Linked DNA regions of Homo sapiens: all the other regions are linked to region 5. A link is a contact called in ENCODE Hi-C or POLR2A ChIA-PET data. All regions are on one chromosome and are shown on one strand. Each heading gives the region's core, a stretch centred on a gene start or an enhancer-like site at or near the end of the contact. The rest is flanking DNA. Distances are from core to core; before and after follow the strand shown. Region 1 has its middle 11 kb from the start of KRT33A. Region 2 overlaps IKZF3 (IKAROS family zinc finger 3). Region 3 holds the start of KRTAP16-1 (keratin associated protein 16-1). Region 4 holds the start of ZPBP2 (zona pellucida binding protein 2). Region 5 holds the start of CCR7 (C-C motif chemokine receptor 7). Region 6 has its middle 16 kb from the start of GRB7.

Region 1 (2,700 bases), core at 122-2,621, 770 kb before region 5:
TGTGTTAGGAGGAAGATGGCTAATTATGATTATGAAACTGGTGGTATTTTTGCTGATTATAACAATCAGAATTTTCAAATGGAAAGATAAAAGTAAAGCACAGAGCTGGTGGTGTCAAAGTCATAGGAATTTTAGTCACTTTATGGGAACTGGTTTCCACTTATGCCTATTTTCTACACAGGAAACCAACAATTAAGTGTATCATTAAAGGCCTGGGTAAAATTTAACGTGTTTGTATTTCCTGTTAATAATTATTTCAGACCTGCACATGCTGACTTCATCTTGGTTGGTTGTGGAGGCTGACTGACTGCTGGCTGCTGTGAAACATGAGGGTTACCAAGACCCTGAGAGCAGAGGGTGTGTGGTCCATTGTCAAAGAGCCAGGGGGACACGTGGGAGGGTCACTGCGGGAAGTGACTGCAGGCCATGCATGGTAATGCACAGGTATGACCAGCACAGAGGGACATGCCTCTAAGAAGGGTGCACTCTGGGGGCAGGGAAAGGACATAGATGAGAGAGTTTGAATGCTTTCTTGGTAAGTGCTTAATTAGATTGGTTCCCCACGGCAGCATTTTATGAACTGAAGTGCATAGACACTTCAAGGGGCTATAAGAGGGAAAATATTCCATGGGTTAGAGATGGAGAGAGGAGCATCTAGAATTTTGCAACTGAGCTTTAGTGAGCTCTGTTTCACATTTGGATGTCAAGGATTTTAGAAAAGCAGATGTCTGCCTCACTGCTGTCTGTTTAACTGAAGGTTTACACTTGTGCTCTGAGATTGTTACTAAAACAGAAAGAGGAAGGAGAAGAAGAGGAGGACGAGGGGGAAGGAGAGAGAATGAGTGAGGAAGGAAGGAAGAAAGGCAGGGAGGAAGAAAGGAGGAGAAGAAGAAAAAAACAAAATGTCTATTGCAGTTGTCTTAGGCATTTAGTGAATTGTCAGTTTTTTTGCTTGGTCGTTTTTTGTGGCCCTGTTTCTGTCACTACCTTGCCTTTGTCTCCATTTCTAACCCCATGTTCACCCCTTGGATTTAATGGTAGATCCAGCTTTTCTGGTTCTGGCCTTGGGTGCCTCCAGGGCATTATTTGCCCCTATTCTCTCTAGCTTTTCCTAATTCTGGCCTTTGATGCCTCCTGATATATGCCCCCATTCTCTCTAGCTTTTTCTGCTCTTGGCCTCTCAGCCAGGTCTGCAATAACCCCTGTGCACCATTAATGGTTTAGAGAAAGGCTCTCTCTCTGGGTGGATGCAGCCTGTAGGTGCCTGATTTGGCAAGCAGCACATAAGCTCGTCTCCATCCCACCCTGCAGCTGGGTGCTCTTGTGCCTGGCACAGCTCATACCTGCATATTGCTGCCTTGGAACAACCCATGCAGCCAGCTCAAAACTTCATCCCTGGACTCCATCTGGCCATTGTCCCTGCTAGATTAGAGCTTGAGTCAGACAGTTTAAATAATTTTGAGGAATTCTCTCATTTTTTAAACTGATCCTTGTGGTACTTTTATGGCAGACGTAAAGTAGGCACACAATAAGTGCTCAACAAATAATTAATAATCTGCCTGCCTGAAATGCATAACCTATTTAGGGCAGATGAGGAAATGAGGCATAGAGGGGTTGCTTGAGCAATACTATGCAGCAAAAAATGTTTTTGTTTATCAACAGAAGACGCACTTAGGCAACTGAGAAGAGCAGGAAACATGTGGGTACATGATTGTCTTTTTTCTAATGAGAAGGGAGTAATTCTTCCTTTTCTCAAACTTGACGCTGTTCTTTGAAGGCAGTATGTTATTCTTAGATTAACAACCATGACACTCATAGGATTAGACGTGCAACTTCATGGTGAAAGAACTTTGGTGGCAAGAACAGGGGTACAGAATGCAACATTTGAACCAAGCCCAACAGTAAACAGAAACTAAGAACTAAAGTGGTTTGCCCACACAAAGATTGAATTTGTGCCAAGGGTTTTTCCAGTTCTCAGAGGTGCTTAAGTGTAAACCCAGAAAGTTACCTGACATGCTCACGTCCCTGTGTCTCCGTGATATGCTGAGACTGCAAAGTTTTGGTCTGGTCTGCTGCCCCTTTTTTCCATAGAGCTCTAGGCATCTCTTGCTAGACATAAAGCTCAGGGGCTGTTGAATCAAAGGTGGTCAAATGTAACAATGTGAGGCATCCATTCTAGAAAGTTTTGAATTCTAATTGAGAGAGTCAGGATGTTTCTAAACTTTTTCTTTTTCTTTTCCCTTTAGTGATCATTAGGTTAAGCTGTGACTGATCACAAGTAAAGACCTGGTGAAAAAGTGAACTTCTTGTTTGGACTAACAAGTTCTCTCAAATTCACACTAATTGTACATCCAATTAGAGGAGTTGATTGAAAAATACCAGTTCATGTTTATGTTTATATTTTTAAAGAACTTAGACTTGTAATACATTTATAAAACCATAAAATGCTAGAAGGACATACATATCAAATGTATAATTGTGTTTGTCTCTGAGAAGAAGAGATTGGAATAAGAATGGATATGGAAGTCAAAGAAGTTCTCAATGCTGTATTTCTTAATTTTAAACCCACTTAGAGCAAATATGAAAAAATATTAACAGCCACAGATTCTGGGTAGGAAAGCACAAGTTGTAAAATATATTTTCTCTGTTCTTTTTTTTTTTTGACTAGATGTTTGTTTTAAAGTATTTTATTGCTATTAA
Region 2 (2,700 bases), core at 157-2,656, 790 kb after region 5:
ACTGCGCCCAGCTGTGACTTAATTTCAATCCAGTTGTGGTCAATGCATTTTGGTGTAAGACAACTAAAATTTGAGAGACAGTCCCTAGTATTTTCGGTTGCCCTAAACCTATAGTTGAACTAAAGCCCTACTTAATATAATAAAAGTTGCTTTGGTATTTCATGGGTTCAAAAATATAGCATGTTTCATATGTGCAAATTCATGCCATTTTGCCTGTTGCCTCGGGGATCTATTTCGTTTGTTTGCTACAATTGCAACCAGAGGATTTTCACTTCACTACTTCCAGACTTGTGAGAGATGCTGATCTTGTAGGTGTTGATTTCTCTCATCTTCTGAACCATCACATTCTCTCTGTGCTGGAATCAGAAACCTAGTAGAGTTAGCTCTTGATTGAGGTAGCAACTTCAGGGCTTCAGGGCCCAGAATAACTGGGGGAATTTTTTTTTTTTTTCGTAAGTTGTGTTGTAGTGCAATAAGAAGAGTACTGGATTAGAAGCTAAAAGACCCAGGTTCTGATCCTAGCTCTGTCATTTCTTAACTGTGTGTTTAGACCAATCACAGAACCTTTCTGGGCCTCTCTTTACTCATCTGTGAAATGAGGAGACTGAATAGGTGATGAAGTGACCAGGAAGTCTCCTCCCATGTACAAGTCTGTGAGATTAATTAGAAAAGAAATAAAAGGCAGCAATTATTGATACCACTGTGTGTTTAGAAAGCCCATGTGCGTAACTTCAGATAGCCTTTTTCTCAAGGCTATACAGATGTGGTGTTTATGCTATAAACCATATCCTAGGTTTTTAGAGTCTTTTTTGTTTTAGGAAGATGGTATAAATCTGAGAATCTAAAACACAGTCGCATTAGCCCGACATTCATGTGTTTTACTTAGGGCAGTACTACTTGTTCACTCACTTTTTTGTCCATTCATTCATCATACAGAAGGTTAAGAGTTCCTGTCATATATATGGTATTCTTGTTTTGGGCACTGTTCTAATCTTCTTGCATTAACTTATATCCTAAACTTTTGTTTGAAAGGTTTTTAAAAATTAAAAATAAAAGAAACCCCTTAAATTATTTAATTGAATCAACCTTTGTGATAGAAAATAGTAATGTCAACGGAGGGAGAAAGGAACATTATTTGTGACACTGTGCAGTGTATGAGATGAAGTGATGTAAAACATGGGGCTACTGTTTTCTCTCCATCTCCCCTCGCCTTGCCTCGCCTCACCTCACCTCTCCTCTCTTGTCCTCTTGTTCCCTCCCCTCCTCTTCCCTCCTCTCCTCCCTTCTCTTCTCCTCTTCTCTCCTTTCTCCTATATTTCCTCTCCAAGGCACTGTTTTTTGAAGATTCAGCTGCCAGGGTAATGGCAATGGGTAAGGTGTGAAGGAAGAGTGAGTCATTCCCTTTAATCCTTGCTGACAGTTGCACAGCACTCAGACCAGCCTTGACTTCCCTGACCTCTTGAACTGTGAGGGTAAAGGTGAAAATAGACCATCAGGTCAGCCCGCTGCTATCTCAGGCGGGCTGGCGATAATTACCAGTAGGGAGCATTTTGCATCCATTAGAGATGAACTGGGGAAGAGGGACAGATTGGATCAAGTCTAAATGTATTTTGAGACACAAACATGCTCTCAAGTTGGAGAAAAATATTTTTTTTTCTAATTCTCCAAGAAATTTTGTATGTCTTTGTTTCAAATGGGAAAAAAAAAAATGGACACACGTCCATCAGGAATCACCATCTTTACATTGTCAGAATAATTCTGTTTAAGTTGTTCTTTTCAAAGGACAAGAAGACCTTCCTTTGCACATACTGTCCTTTAGGGGATTTCCTTTCTCTGAATCTTGTTCTCCTGTTATAAACTTGTTTGACTACACTTCAAACTAGGCCATCCTCAAATACTTGGCTCAAAATGGATTTCTCTCTTGGATGCAGAAGAAAAATGACTACATTTCTGCATATTTCTCCTGATTTTTATTCTTTCCCAAAAAAACAGATGTTATTCAGACCAAAGTGGTTACCATAGCATCTCCTTATTTTAAAAGTTTTATGTATTACTTTATTAAAGGAAGTTTTCATAACGAAAAGAACATGAAAAAAAGATCTCACTCACCTGTGGTAAACATGTTAATGAGGTTTTGACACTTCAACAAACCATCGGATCTCCCTGTGAAGTAACTAATGAGAAATTGCCTGCTTTGGTTAACAGCAACAGGAAGCAGTTTTAATACCTGTTTCTAAGAGAAAAAAAAGTATTTTTCCAACCCCTTCCCAAAGGCCTGATGTCCATAATCCTGTAAGCATTACAATGTCATAGTATTTTTGGGCTATTAGGAACCACCAGTGAGGCTCTTTTACCATGGAAGGAAGGAGGATCAGAGAGGTGGAGTGACACAGCTGGCAGGTGACAGAGCAGCGCCAGACCTCGGCCTATAAGGCACTGCAGTCCAGGCCCTTCCTTCCCCAGGAGGTGACCAAGAGCAGTGCATGTCATGCGCGGGGCTTTGGACAGCAAGGAGTCTGGTCATTGAAAGTTGGTGGGAGAGGCCAGGTGCAGTGGCTCACACCTGTAATTCCCCACTTTGGGAGTCCTAAGCAGGTGGATCACTTGAGGTCAGGAGTTCAAGACCAGCCGGGCCAATATGGTGAAACCCTATCTCTACTAAAAATACAAAAATTAGCCAGGTGTGGTGGTGGGTGCCTG
Region 3 (2,700 bases), core at 5-2,504, 740 kb before region 5:
GGAGGGACAGCCGCCTTAGATCAGGGACAGACTGTGTGTGATCTTTAGCAAGTGACTGAAACTTTCTGACCCTCTGCCCCCATTTCTTCATTTCTTTCTCTTTCTTTCTTTCTTTTCTTTCTTTCTTTCTTTCTTTCTTTCTTTCTTTCTTTCCTTCTTTCTTTCTTTCTTTCCTTTCTTTCTTTCTTTCTTTCTTTCTTTCTTTCTTTCTTTCTTTCTTCTTTTCTTTCTTCTTTCTTTCTTTTCTTTCTTTATTTCCTTCTTTCTTCCTTCCTTCCTTCTTTCCTTCTTTCCTTCCTTCATTCCTTCCTTCCTTCTTTCCTTCCTTCCTTCCTTTTTTTTCTTTTTCTTTTTTTGACAGAGTCTTCCTCTGTCACCCAGGCAGGAGTGCAGTGGCTTGATCTTGGCTCACTGCAACCTCCACCTCCCAGGTTCAAGTGATTCTCCTGCCTTAGCCTCCCAAGCATTTGGGATTACAGGTGTGTGCCACCATGCCTGGCTATTTTTTATATTTTTAGTGGAGATGGGTTTTTGCCATGTTGGCCAATCTGGTCTCGAACTTCTGACTTCAGGTGATCTGCCTGCCTCAGCCTCCCAAAGTGCTGGGATTACAGGCGTGAGCCATGGTTCCTGGACCATTTATTCATTTCTAATGGTGGAGAAAAATCTCTGCCTCATGAGATTGCTGGTGGTTTTAAGCAAGATCATTGCTGTAAGGTGCAGTCATTTAAAATCCAGCCCAGTTGTTCTTTTCCCAACTGAGTTCATCACCTCTCCTCTCAATTAATCTCTGTATGTCTATTGTTGAACTTATTATTGTATTGCAGTGAGTTTGTCTGCATGCTTATCTGCCCACTAGAAGGCGAGATCCAAGAGAATGGGTGAATAGGTCTTATTCCTGTGGCATCCTCTGAATCCAACCCAGGGCCCTGTATGGAAGACTAGAAGGTGGATAAATCATAAGTTTCATTCTTCTTTCCCTGTTCACAATGCTCAGAAATATAGATTATCCAGTTTGGAGGTGAGGATGCTTCTTCCAAGACTACCTGTAGCTCTGAGGATTCCAAATTTAGCACATCAATAAATAAACACCTTCTTTACGGGTAGATAAACAGCTTCCAGATCAACAAACGGTGGTATAATAAGATGTTCCTCTGCAAACTGGCCCAAACAACAATGAGGAAAAGATGCAGGAGTCCCAAACAGAACACGCCAGTGAGGGGGTATAAAAGTGAGGGCCTCAGGGAGCTGTCACAGTGAGGCAGCAACCTCTCAGCACTCAGCACAAGGAAGCACGGCCACCTCCACCATGTCTGGCAGTTGCTCTTCTAGGAAATGCTTCTCCGTGCCAGCCACCTCTCTCTGCTCCACTGAGGTGAGCTGTGGAGGCCCCATCTGCCTGCCCAGTTCCTGCCAGAGCCAGACATGGCAGCTGGTGACTTGTCAAGACAGCTGTGGATCATCCAGCTGTGGGCCACAGTGCCGTCAGCCCTCCTGTCCTGTGAGTAGCTGTGCCCAACCCCTGTGCTGTGATCCTGTCATTTGTGAGCCTTCTTGCTCCGTGAGCAGCGGCTGCCAACCCGTGTGCTGTGAGGCCACCACCTGTGAGCCTTCTTGCTCTGTGAGCAACTGCTACCAACCTGTGTGCTTCGAGGCCACCATCTGTGAGCCTTCTTGCTCAGTGAGCAACTGCTGCCAACCTGTGTGCTTTGAGGCCACCGTTTGTGAGCCTTCTTGTTCCGTGAGCAGCTGTGCTCAACCTGTGTGCTGTGAGCCTGCTATTTGTGAGCCTTCTTGCTCCGTGAGCAGCTGCTGCCAGCCTGTAGGCTCTGAAGCCACTTCCTGCCAACCAGTCCTCTGTGTGCCCACTTCCTGCCAGCCTGTCCTCTGCAAATCCAGCTGCTGCCAGCCAGTTGTCTGTGAGCCCAGCTGCTGTTCAGCTGTCTGCACCCTGCCTAGTTCCTGCCAACCTGTGGTCTGTGAGCCTTCCTGCTGTCAGCCGGTGTGCCCGACACCTACCTGCTCTGTGACCAGTAGCTGCCAGGCTGTCTGCTGTGACCCCAGCCCTTGTGAGCCAAGTTGCTCAGAGTCTAGCATCTGCCAGCCAGCTACGTGTGTGGCTCTGGTCTGTGAGCCAGTTTGCCTCCGCCCTGTCTGCTGTGTTCAGAGCTCGTGCGAGCCACCTTCTGTCCCCAGCACTTGCCAAGAGCCTTCTTGTTGTGTCTCCAGTATCTGCCAACCCATCTGCTCTGAGCCCAGCCCCTGCTCACCAGCTGTCTGTGTGTCCAGTCCATGCCAACCTACTTGCTATGTAGTCAAGCGCTGTCCTTCTGTCTGCCCTGAGCCAGTTTCCTGCCCATCTACCTCCTGCCGACCTCTTTCCTGCAGTCCAGGGTCTTCTGCATCTGCCATCTGCCGACCAACTTGTCCTAGGACTTTCTACATACCCAGTTCCAGCAAACGGCCTTGCAGTGCTACGATTTCCTACCGCCCGGTCTCCCGTCCGATCTGCCGCCCAATCTGCTCTGGACTCCTCACCTATAGGCAGCCATACATGACATCCATCTCCTACCGTCCTGCCTGCTATCGCCCATGCTACTCCATCCTGCGCCGCCCAGCCTGTGTCACTTCCTACTCTTGCCGCCCAGTCTACTTCCGCCCATCTTGCACTGAGTCTGACTCTTGCAAACGGGATTGCAA
Region 4 (2,700 bases), core at 1-2,500, 700 kb after region 5:
GCCTGGGTGACAGAGTGAGACTGTCAAAAAAAAAAAAAAAAAAAAAGAAGGAAGGAAGGAAAGAAAGAAAGAAAGATAGATGATCATGATCACCCTAAGGGAAACCTGATGTTTAACTGTAAATTTTCTCCATTGGGAACAATAATTAAGCCTATCTGGGCATATTAGGAAGATGTGTGATTACTTCTTGTTTCTGGTTTGGTGGACAGAACGATGGTATGCTTGGAATCACTGCAACCCAGAAAGATATTAATTTTAAAGCCTACTGAATGCCAGGCTCATAAAGACAACGTCCTACAATTTGGTTGGGGGTCGGGGAGAGAACTCAAACACAGAAGGAGTCTAAACATGACAAATTCTATCAACTGGCTCAATTTATCTAAAATTAGCTGTGTAACTAATTTTCCTTGGGAAAGTTTCACTGCAGAGATAAAGGACATTTGAGCTGAGCCCTGAAGGATGCGTGGGAGTTTTTCCAGTTAATAAGGGGAGGATTAAAGATATTCCAAACAGAAGGCCTTGGAAATCACTCCTTTGCGTGGGTTTCCCGCGTTGCAAAGCAGCAGAGACACCTGGAAGTGAGATGGCATCTGAGAGAGAGATCTGGAATAAATCCCAGCCCTTTGTGAGCTGTAAGGCTTTAAAGCAAGGCGACACAATAGGGATCGCTGTAAGGATGAAAAAATGCGACCGTCGTGAACTGCCAAGCAGATGCTTAGTATAATAGATGCTCAATAAACGCTGGCTCGTTCCCCTTCTCTCCAGGAAGCTCTTCCGGGAAGAGCTTCGCAGTTCCGGCCCCTCCAATGGGCCCGCGTGTGCAGAGGCCCTTATTACCTGGCTGTCCTGTCTTGCCATAAATGAAGCCCTTCTTATTGAATAAGGTAAAACGCGGGCATTGGACTGCGGAGGAAATAAAACACTGACTTTTAGTTAGAAGAGGAGCAGGGTTCAGAGTCGGGCAGGGCAGGGCGAGGCGAAGGAGGCAGGACCGGGAAGCTCGGGCAGAGGGAGAGGCCTGGGGACCGGGTGGAGGGAGCCCCACCTCCTGTGAGGCACCAGAGCACCGCGGAGAGTAGGACGCACGTTCGCATCATCGCTCAGGGGCTGGCGTCGCAGGAGGCGTCGAGGGACAGACTCCCTCCTACCTCAGCCCTGGCCCAACACCTCCCCACCTCCTCCACAGTGCGGAGCAGAACGCCGGGGTCGCCTCCCCTACCCGTCCGTCGCAACGGCGGGAGCGGACGCGCAGGAGAACGCGTGCGTGCTTCGATTCTCGCGCGCGGGGGCGGGGCGACGGCGCTGCAGGCGATCGCCAGATCCTCTGGCGCCCACGCGGCAGCAGGCATGCGAACTTTTCGCGCCTCGCGTCCGGCGCCATTTTCCCGCGCTCCTGGCCCCTTGCTCTCTGAGCGGAGCGGAAGGCAGGAAGAGAATAAAGGAAAAGAAGCCACGGTGTCGCGTTCCGGGGATTCCCCAGTCTAGGGGCCGAAGGGATCAAGGAGAGAACACCGCGAGGTCCCAAGGACCGTGGTGGGGTAGGGCGGCTAGGGGATGCGATGAGGAATCCCCTAGGAAGGGGACCTGAGGAAGGCAGAGACTTGTGACAATTTCCTCCTCACGTGAAGCAGAAAGGCCCGCGTGGGGATTTCCTACGCCTCTCTTCTCATGAACGCTGAAACTGGGTGTCGAATCTCTTTCAAACTGACACGCGATTTTTACCTAATTGCATTCTTTACCAGCAAGACCAAGACCCAGAAGAGCCACTACTGAGCCAAGAAGGCGCTTCCGGGCCTTCCCACTCTAGAGGAACGTTGAATCTTCATTTTCACTTCAAGTATGAGGCGATGTGAGAGACCTCCCCCAGTGCAAACGTATCTAGGTTGATGAAGTGACCTTGCTTTAAAAATGGGCCCAATTGTAAGGCCCATTGGCCTTTTCTGTAGGGATGGAGCCCGATTGGCCTTTTCTGTAGGGATGGATGACTAGTCAAGATCGGGGAGCTCCAAAGGGGATCATGCCCGCGTCTTTGATGGTTCCTTCTTGGCTACTAGTTTGGTGGCCCGAAAGGCCCTGTGTGTTGTCTGTTTCTTAGCAGCGGGACACCACTCTCAGTAGTGGTTTTGAGTAGGCTGGTTAGTAGAGAGAGCCCAAGGTTCAGACAGGGTGCAGAATGGTTATTTTGGGTGAGATCAAGAGTTTTCGGTTTTATTTCCTTTGAGCCGAGTCAGTACTTGGACTCTCTCATATGGTCCAGGAGCAAACTTTGTCAGTAATTTCATTTTTAGTCACTGTTAATTTTACCTATATAGCATAAGCCATGAAATGTGACTCAGTGAGTCAGATCCACCCATTTTCAGTTACCATGTCTGGATACATGGTCTGGTCTCAACTGTTCTCTTCTTAAGGTGATGATAATGAAGACAGATTTAGGCATTATCTTTGATTCCCTACAAGTTCTTCATTCCAGTTTTAGTCAAAGTACATTATATATCCACAGTGTGTTTTATTGACTTTTTGGTTACTGTAAGTAATTGATAGTTGTAAATCCTGTGTGATAAACTAAATCCTATGAGAGGAGACTTAACCAAATGAGTAATAGTTGTCAAAAGTACCCATCCACTCTTTTTATATAAACTTTTTATTTTAGAAGAGTTTTAGATTTGCAGAAAATTTGCAAAAACAGTACAGAGAGTTTTT
Region 5 (2,700 bases), core at 51-2,550:
GAAAAAAGAAAAAAAACACAATGAGATACCACTTTACAGCCACTAGGATGGCTAGAATCAAAAGAATGGACAATAGTAAGTTTTGTTGACAATGTGGAACCCTCACGCATTGTTGATGGGAACAAAATGGTGTAGTCACTTTGGAAAACAGTTTGATAGTTCGTCAAAATGTTAAATATATAATTACCATATGACTCAACAATTTCACTTCTAGGTATATACCCAAGAGAAATAAAGCATATGTCCACACAAACACTTGCACATAAATATTTATAGCAGCATCATTCATAATAGCTAAAAGGGAAAACAGCCCAAACATCCAACTGATGACAGACAAACAAAATGTGGCATATCCATACAATGGAATGTTATTCAGCCATAAAAAGGAATGGGGAATGGATCCATACCACCACATAGGTAACCTTGAAAACACTAACTGAAAGAAGCCAGATGTGAAGGTCACATATTGATACTTCTATTTATGTGAAATGTTCAGAATAGGAAAATCTATAGAGCCAGAAAGTAGATTTGTGGTTGCCAGGGGCTTTCGATGACAGGAGGGGAGGGGAGCAGTCATTGCTAGTGATTACAGGGTTCTTGAGAGGGAGTGAGAAAAAATGTTCTAAAATGTATTGTGGTGATGGTTGCATAACTCTGTGAACATACAAAAACCATTGAATTCTATACTTTAAAAAGGTAAATTTTATGGGATGTGGATTATAGCTCAATAAAGCTGTCATTAAGAAAGGAAAAGGAAGGGAGGGGAGAAGAGGGAAAGGGGAGGGAGGGGAGGGGAGGGGAAGGGGGGAGAAAAAAGATACATCGTGGCATATCTCTTCCCTTTTACCTGTCATTATGTGTCAGTGCCTCCCATTGGCCTAAACTACCCAGAAGCCAGAGGGAAAGCCATTTGGGACTATATTCCACTGTGACACTGAGCAGAGCAAGGGAAGGATGGGGACACTTCTCTCACACATCTCTGACTCCCCAACATCTAACCCATGGCCTGGCATGTGATATTCATGCTATAAATATTTGTTGAATCAGTAAATGGCCCCTCATCTAGATTCTGCCAGGCAGCGCAGGGGGCTTTTTGAATGTAAATGACCTAATGATTCAGGATCCTATGACCAGCGACTGTCACCCTCTGTCACCTTTCTTCTGCCCCTTTATCTCTGAAGGCATTGAAGGGGCCCTGCATGAGTCAGGGAGGGCTGGGGGGAGGAGCAAGGGTGGGAGGGGCAGGGAAGAGGGTGGCTTCTCCGACAACTTAAAAGGGGCTTGAACCACTTCCTCCCCAGACAGGGGTAGTGCGAGGCCGGGCACAGCCTTCCTGTGTGGTTTTACCGCCCAGAGAGCGTCATGGACCTGGGTGAGTGAGCCTCTTCATGTGAGAAGGAACAGTACCAGGGTCTTGGACACCCAGACTGACCCTGTGGAATGGGGGTGGAGGATGCGGGTGGAGCGCATAGGGGTGCTTCCTGGAGAAATCAGTTCTGATTTGGTGGGCATTGGAAGCTACTTCCAGAGAATGCCCCCTGCTGTCCCAGGAGGGGTGCACCTGCCCTTTCAGACCTGGAGAAGGGGTCAGCCTTTGGTGCCAGTGGGGACAAGGGAGGGGCCGAGATCATGTCTTTCTAAAACAGCAGGGACATAAGAGAGTGGCGGGGCTGGGCTTGGTGGTCTGGCAGAACCTGTTCTCATCATGAGGGTGATAGGTTAGGCCCTCTGGGACCTCTGGGGACAGGTTTCAACAGAGAAATTCTCCCTAGAGAGCTTAGGACCTTTTACCCACTCTCTGATTCCCACCTTTCTCCCCTGCCAAATATTCATATACCTGTCCACTTGGGGTCATGAGGAGATGCAAATGAAACGTGACTGGGTTGTGAGAATGGTGCGGTGCATTGCAAATGCAAGCTCTGGTTGCTTTCTCTCTGCTGCACATCCCACCTGCTTTGATCTGGCTTTGCTGTTGCCTCTTGCAAGTTAAGGAACGGGCAGGCAACATGGAATGGGATGGCAAGGGGCACTCAGCTTGGAGAAATCATAGCCAGGCCTTCAGCACAGCCCCTGCCCCTGAGCAAACCTCACGCACTCTGCCCCGGCAGATAACTCTACTCTTTAGAAAGCCCTTTCTCAGGTCTAACCTAGAAGGGGTCAAGGGGAAGCACTGAGGGTGTTCTGAGTGGTTCATCCAGCTCCAGACGCCCCCTTTATAAATCTCAGCTGTGGAGTCAGACCAGGCTGAGGCTAAGAAGACCAGGTTCCTAGATGGCTTGTCTCACCAGCAAACAATGCACCACGGCGGCCTCAAAGCCGCAAAGGGTTGGCTTTAAAAAGTGAAGGTTCCCTGGTGCTGTCCTCACACCCCTCCTCGCCACACCACAGCCTCCTTGATTTCATCTCTTACTTTCCCGCCTGCCCTGAACGCTGGATCTGGACCCAGCAAACAGCTGTGAAAGGGTTAAAGTGGTCACCCCACCCACTGACTGTGAACTCCTGAAAGGCAGGTTCAGGTGCTTTGAGGATGTGAGGAGAAAATGTCTGCGGAATGAATGAATACACCGTATCAAGAACTCCGTAGAGTTTAGTTTTTGAAAATCTCTTCCAAATGCCTCATTTCCCAGCCAATCTACCCTTAAATCCCACTCCCCTGCACCCCCTCCACCACCCCCCATCACAATCCCACAGTACAGACGT
Region 6 (2,700 bases), core at 200-2,699, 810 kb after region 5:
ATGTCTCACTCACAGACCTCAGCTGCCCCGCTAGACTCCTGGGGAGCTGTGTGTCTCTTTGCGTGTGCGTGTCTGTCTCCATGTGTGCCTGTCTCTCTCCTTGCATGTCTGTCTGTGTGTGTCTGTGTATCTGTGTGTGTGCGCGCGTGCACGTGTCTCGTGTGTGTGTGTTTGTGTGTGTTGAGGGAAAGCAGGCTGAGTCAGTGAATCCAGCAAAGCTCTGAAGTCCCAAGCAAAAGACAGTCGCAGACTCCCGCAACTATTTGGAGTCCTGGTTCCAATCCCAGCCCTCTCCCTCTCGGGATGAGCCCAGACACTTGACTTCCCCTTCTGGGCGTTGATTTTCCCCAGAGTCAGGGATCTCTGAAGGGCCTTCCAGCTGGTACTCCTAAGACAGGCCTCAACCTCACTGCACCAGCCGGGCTCCAGGTCTTCCCTCTCTCTCCTCTCCTCACTGGACGCTGGAGCTAGAGTAATAGTGGCCGGGCCCTGACTCTCTCAAGATGTCATTTTCCTAACTGTTCTATCAAATTCCAATCCTGGACCCCAGGGGTAGGGGACAGGATCCCCTCACCTGTGGAATTATAGGAGGCTCGGAATAACGCGCGCTGAGGCTGGGTCTGAACCCCCGGCCCCCGCCCTTTCTCAGGTTCTCCTCTTAATTCTGCGTGGACCCAGACCCCAGATTCCCGGCTAGGGTGCCTGGGAGAGGAAAGGGAGGCCGGCGGAGAGGGGGCAGGGGTGCGGCGCGCGGTGGGAGTGAGGGGGGTGTGAGGGGAGGGGCAGCTGCACTTCTGAGAAACAGCTCGGCGTCTCAGCAGCCCGCAGCCTAACCCCCTGCCTGCGGCTTCACAGCTCCCTCCTCCCGCCGCCCACGCCGCTCGGGGCCTCTCCGGGGGTCGGCAGCCCCGGCGGAGACGGTGTCTGCTGGGGAGGAGCGGCAGCTCGGGGGACAGCAAAGTGGAACCCATGGGGGGTGGGAGTGGACATGGAGGAAAGCGTGGGTCGCGTGACACCCCAGGAGTGAAAGGCCTCCCCTCATCGGGGTCCCGAGCGCCGGATCTCGGCGTGCCCGCGTGTTCCCCCGCTGCCCCCGCGCTGTCCTATCACAGCCCGAGCAGGATCCAGAAGTGAAACTGCCCGGGTCACAGCCCAGCGCCGCTGCTGCACCCCGCCCCGCCCTTCCGGGCACTGCCGCTGCGCAGGATCTCCCGGCGCTCGGGCGCCTGCGGGGAGGAAACGGGGGAGGGGCAGGGGAAGTGCCCCCGCGGGCATCTGCAGCGCGCGGCCGCTCTCCTCCGGGGTGCCCGCGCGTAACCGGGGTGGGAACCTCGAGAGACAGGAGCCCCGGAGGCCTGGCCGCGGCGACCGCACTTCCCGCGACGGCCGCTGGGTGTCACTGCAGCCGCGCGGCTGAATCGGCTCGGCGCCTGCGGGAGTGGGGGACGGTGGGACGCCGGGACTAGGCCGTCGCGCTGCACGCCAGTCTCGCCTGCCCGCGCCTGGAGGCTCCGCGACGCTGGGATGCGGCGCCCACACCTTCCTCCACCCGCCTGGCCAAGGAAGCACCTCCCGCCTCGCCCACAGACTCGCAGCGAGGCCCGGACTAAGCAACGCCCCGGGGCGACCGGCTCGTTGCTGCGGCGCCACGCAAGCCACGAAACCGATGGCGCGTCCCCTCGTGGGGCCGAGTTCAAAGAGCCGCGACCCCGACGCGCGCCCCCTGGCGAAGCCGGCGGCCTTCCCTCCGCAGAGGCACGAGGGGCCGCCACGACGGAGGGTGGCTCGGTGGAGCCTGGCGCCCGTCGGCCCCGGCGCGCGCATGCGACTTGGGTGGTGGCGGAAGGGCGGGCGGCGGGGCAGATCGCCTCAGGCACCGGCCCAGAACGGCTGAGAGACGGGTCCCCCGTGTATCCTCCCCTACCCCAACCTGGCCTGACAAGTGTGGGATCCAGCCTTACCCAGCCACCCCCTGGCCCCAACACTAAGTTCCTCCAGTAGATGTGTGGGGCAGGGTGCCTCAGCCTGGGAGGAAGGAACCCTCCCTTGGGAGGCCAAAGCGGGAGGATCACTTGAGGTCAGGAGTTTGAGATCAGTCTGGCCAACATGGCAAAACCCCGTCTACTAAAAATACAAAAATTAGCTGGGCGTGGTGGCGCACGCCTGTAATCCCAAACTACTCAAGAGGCTGAGGCAGGAAAATCGCTTGAACCCAGGGGGTGGAGGTTGCAGTGAGCTGAGATCAGCCACTGCACTCCAGCCTGGGCAACAGAGTGAGACTGTAAAAAAAAAAAAAGAGAGAGCGAGAGAGAGATCCCTGGAATCTTTTGGGAAATTGGGGTAGTGCCAGTAGGAATGCCCTGGAGGACAGGACTCAGGGCATGGGAGTTGGGCAGGTGAATGCGGATGACCGTGCCTGTTGGTCACAGCTGTGTGAGGGTGCGGGTGGCCCGTTCCATCCCTGCTTACAGCTTCCCCTCCAACTCCAAGGTCACAGGGCCCAGTTCCACTACCCAGACCCTAAGGAGATCCACGTGGTTGTCCTGAGGGGGTGGTTTCTGCCTTCCAATCTCCCTCAGTCTGCCCCAAACCACCCTAAAATAAACCTAATCCAAGTAAGAACAAAGTGCTTACAACAAAAATGCAGCTCCAGGCCCGGCGCGGTGGCTCACACCTGTAATCCCAGCACTTTGGGAGGCT

Evidence for each region. A loop is a pair of places that touch in the nucleus more often than their neighbours do. ChIA-PET counts read pairs that join two places held with the same protein, here RNA polymerase II (POLR2A). Pooled maps may share reads with other maps.
Region 1: a loop to region 5 is called in a map with no recorded cell type, with 11 times the contacts of the local background. The contact joins the enhancer-like site here to the promoter of CCR7 in region 5. A Hi-C loop is called at or near these places in 4 of 37 single-sample maps with no recorded cell type and 6 of 50 pooled maps. POLR2A ChIA-PET finds 5 or more read pairs at or near these places in 1 of 52 experiments (T-cell).
Region 2: a loop to region 5 is called in a pooled map, with 5 times the contacts of the local background. The contact joins the enhancer-like site here to the promoter of CCR7 in region 5. A Hi-C loop is called at or near these places in 3 of 37 single-sample maps with no recorded cell type and 7 of 50 pooled maps.
Region 3: a map of CD8-positive, alpha-beta T cell shows a loop between it and region 5 (7-fold over the local background). The contact joins the promoter of KRTAP16-1 here to the promoter of CCR7 in region 5. A Hi-C loop is called at or near these places in 1 of 168 maps with a recorded cell type or tissue (CD8-positive, alpha-beta T cell).
Region 4: a loop to region 5 is called in a pooled map, with 5 times the contacts of the local background. The contact joins the promoter of ZPBP2 here to the promoter of CCR7 in region 5. A Hi-C loop is called at or near these places in 8 of 37 single-sample maps with no recorded cell type and 8 of 50 pooled maps.
Region 6: a pooled map shows a loop between it and region 5 (5-fold over the local background). The contact joins the enhancer-like site here to the promoter of CCR7 in region 5. A Hi-C loop is called at or near these places in 4 of 37 single-sample maps with no recorded cell type and 5 of 50 pooled maps.

The regions. Positions count from the first base shown.
Region 1 is chr17:41,338,347-41,341,046 of GRCh38, reverse strand. No RefSeq gene overlaps it. Among named protein-coding and RNA genes, the nearest start is that of KRT33A, 11 kb to the left of the region's middle. Within about 2 kb of position 1,371, at least 7 of the 41 ENCODE cell types and tissues checked have a DNase peak (open chromatin) inside an H3K27ac peak, as active enhancers do.
Region 2 is chr17:39,772,956-39,775,655 of GRCh38, reverse strand. All of the region lies in intron 7 of IKZF3 (IKAROS family zinc finger 3), which reads left to right. Among named protein-coding and RNA genes, the nearest start is that of GRB7, 36 kb to the right of the region's middle. Within about 2 kb of position 1,406, at least 4 of the 41 ENCODE cell types and tissues checked have a DNase peak (open chromatin) inside an H3K27ac peak, as active enhancers do.
Region 3 is chr17:41,307,863-41,310,562 of GRCh38, reverse strand. KRTAP16-1 (keratin associated protein 16-1) reads left to right here and starts at 1,254. Exons shown (of 1, transcript NM_001146182.2): 1 at 1,254-2,700. The coding sequence starts at 1,310.
Region 4 is chr17:39,866,752-39,869,451 of GRCh38, reverse strand. ZPBP2 (zona pellucida binding protein 2) reads right to left here and starts at 1,250. Exons shown (of 8, transcript NM_199321.3): 1 at 1,046-1,250; 2 at 838-903. The coding sequence starts at 1,097. RefSeq lists enhancers at 1,891-1,970, 2,211-2,430 and a silencer at 1,981-2,196.
Region 5 is chr17:40,564,072-40,566,771 of GRCh38, reverse strand. It overlaps CCR7 (C-C motif chemokine receptor 7), which reads left to right and starts at 1,300. Exons shown (of 3, transcript NM_001838.4): 1 at 1,300-1,372. The coding sequence starts at 1,363. RefSeq lists an enhancer at 1,745-2,661.
Region 6 is chr17:39,753,045-39,755,744 of GRCh38, reverse strand. No RefSeq gene overlaps it. Among named protein-coding and RNA genes, the nearest start is that of GRB7, 16 kb to the right of the region's middle. RefSeq lists an enhancer at 185-234 and silencers at 725-1,454, 1,595-1,644, 1,685-1,824. Within about 2 kb of position 1,449, at least 35 of the 41 ENCODE cell types and tissues checked have a DNase peak (open chromatin) inside an H3K27ac peak, as active enhancers do.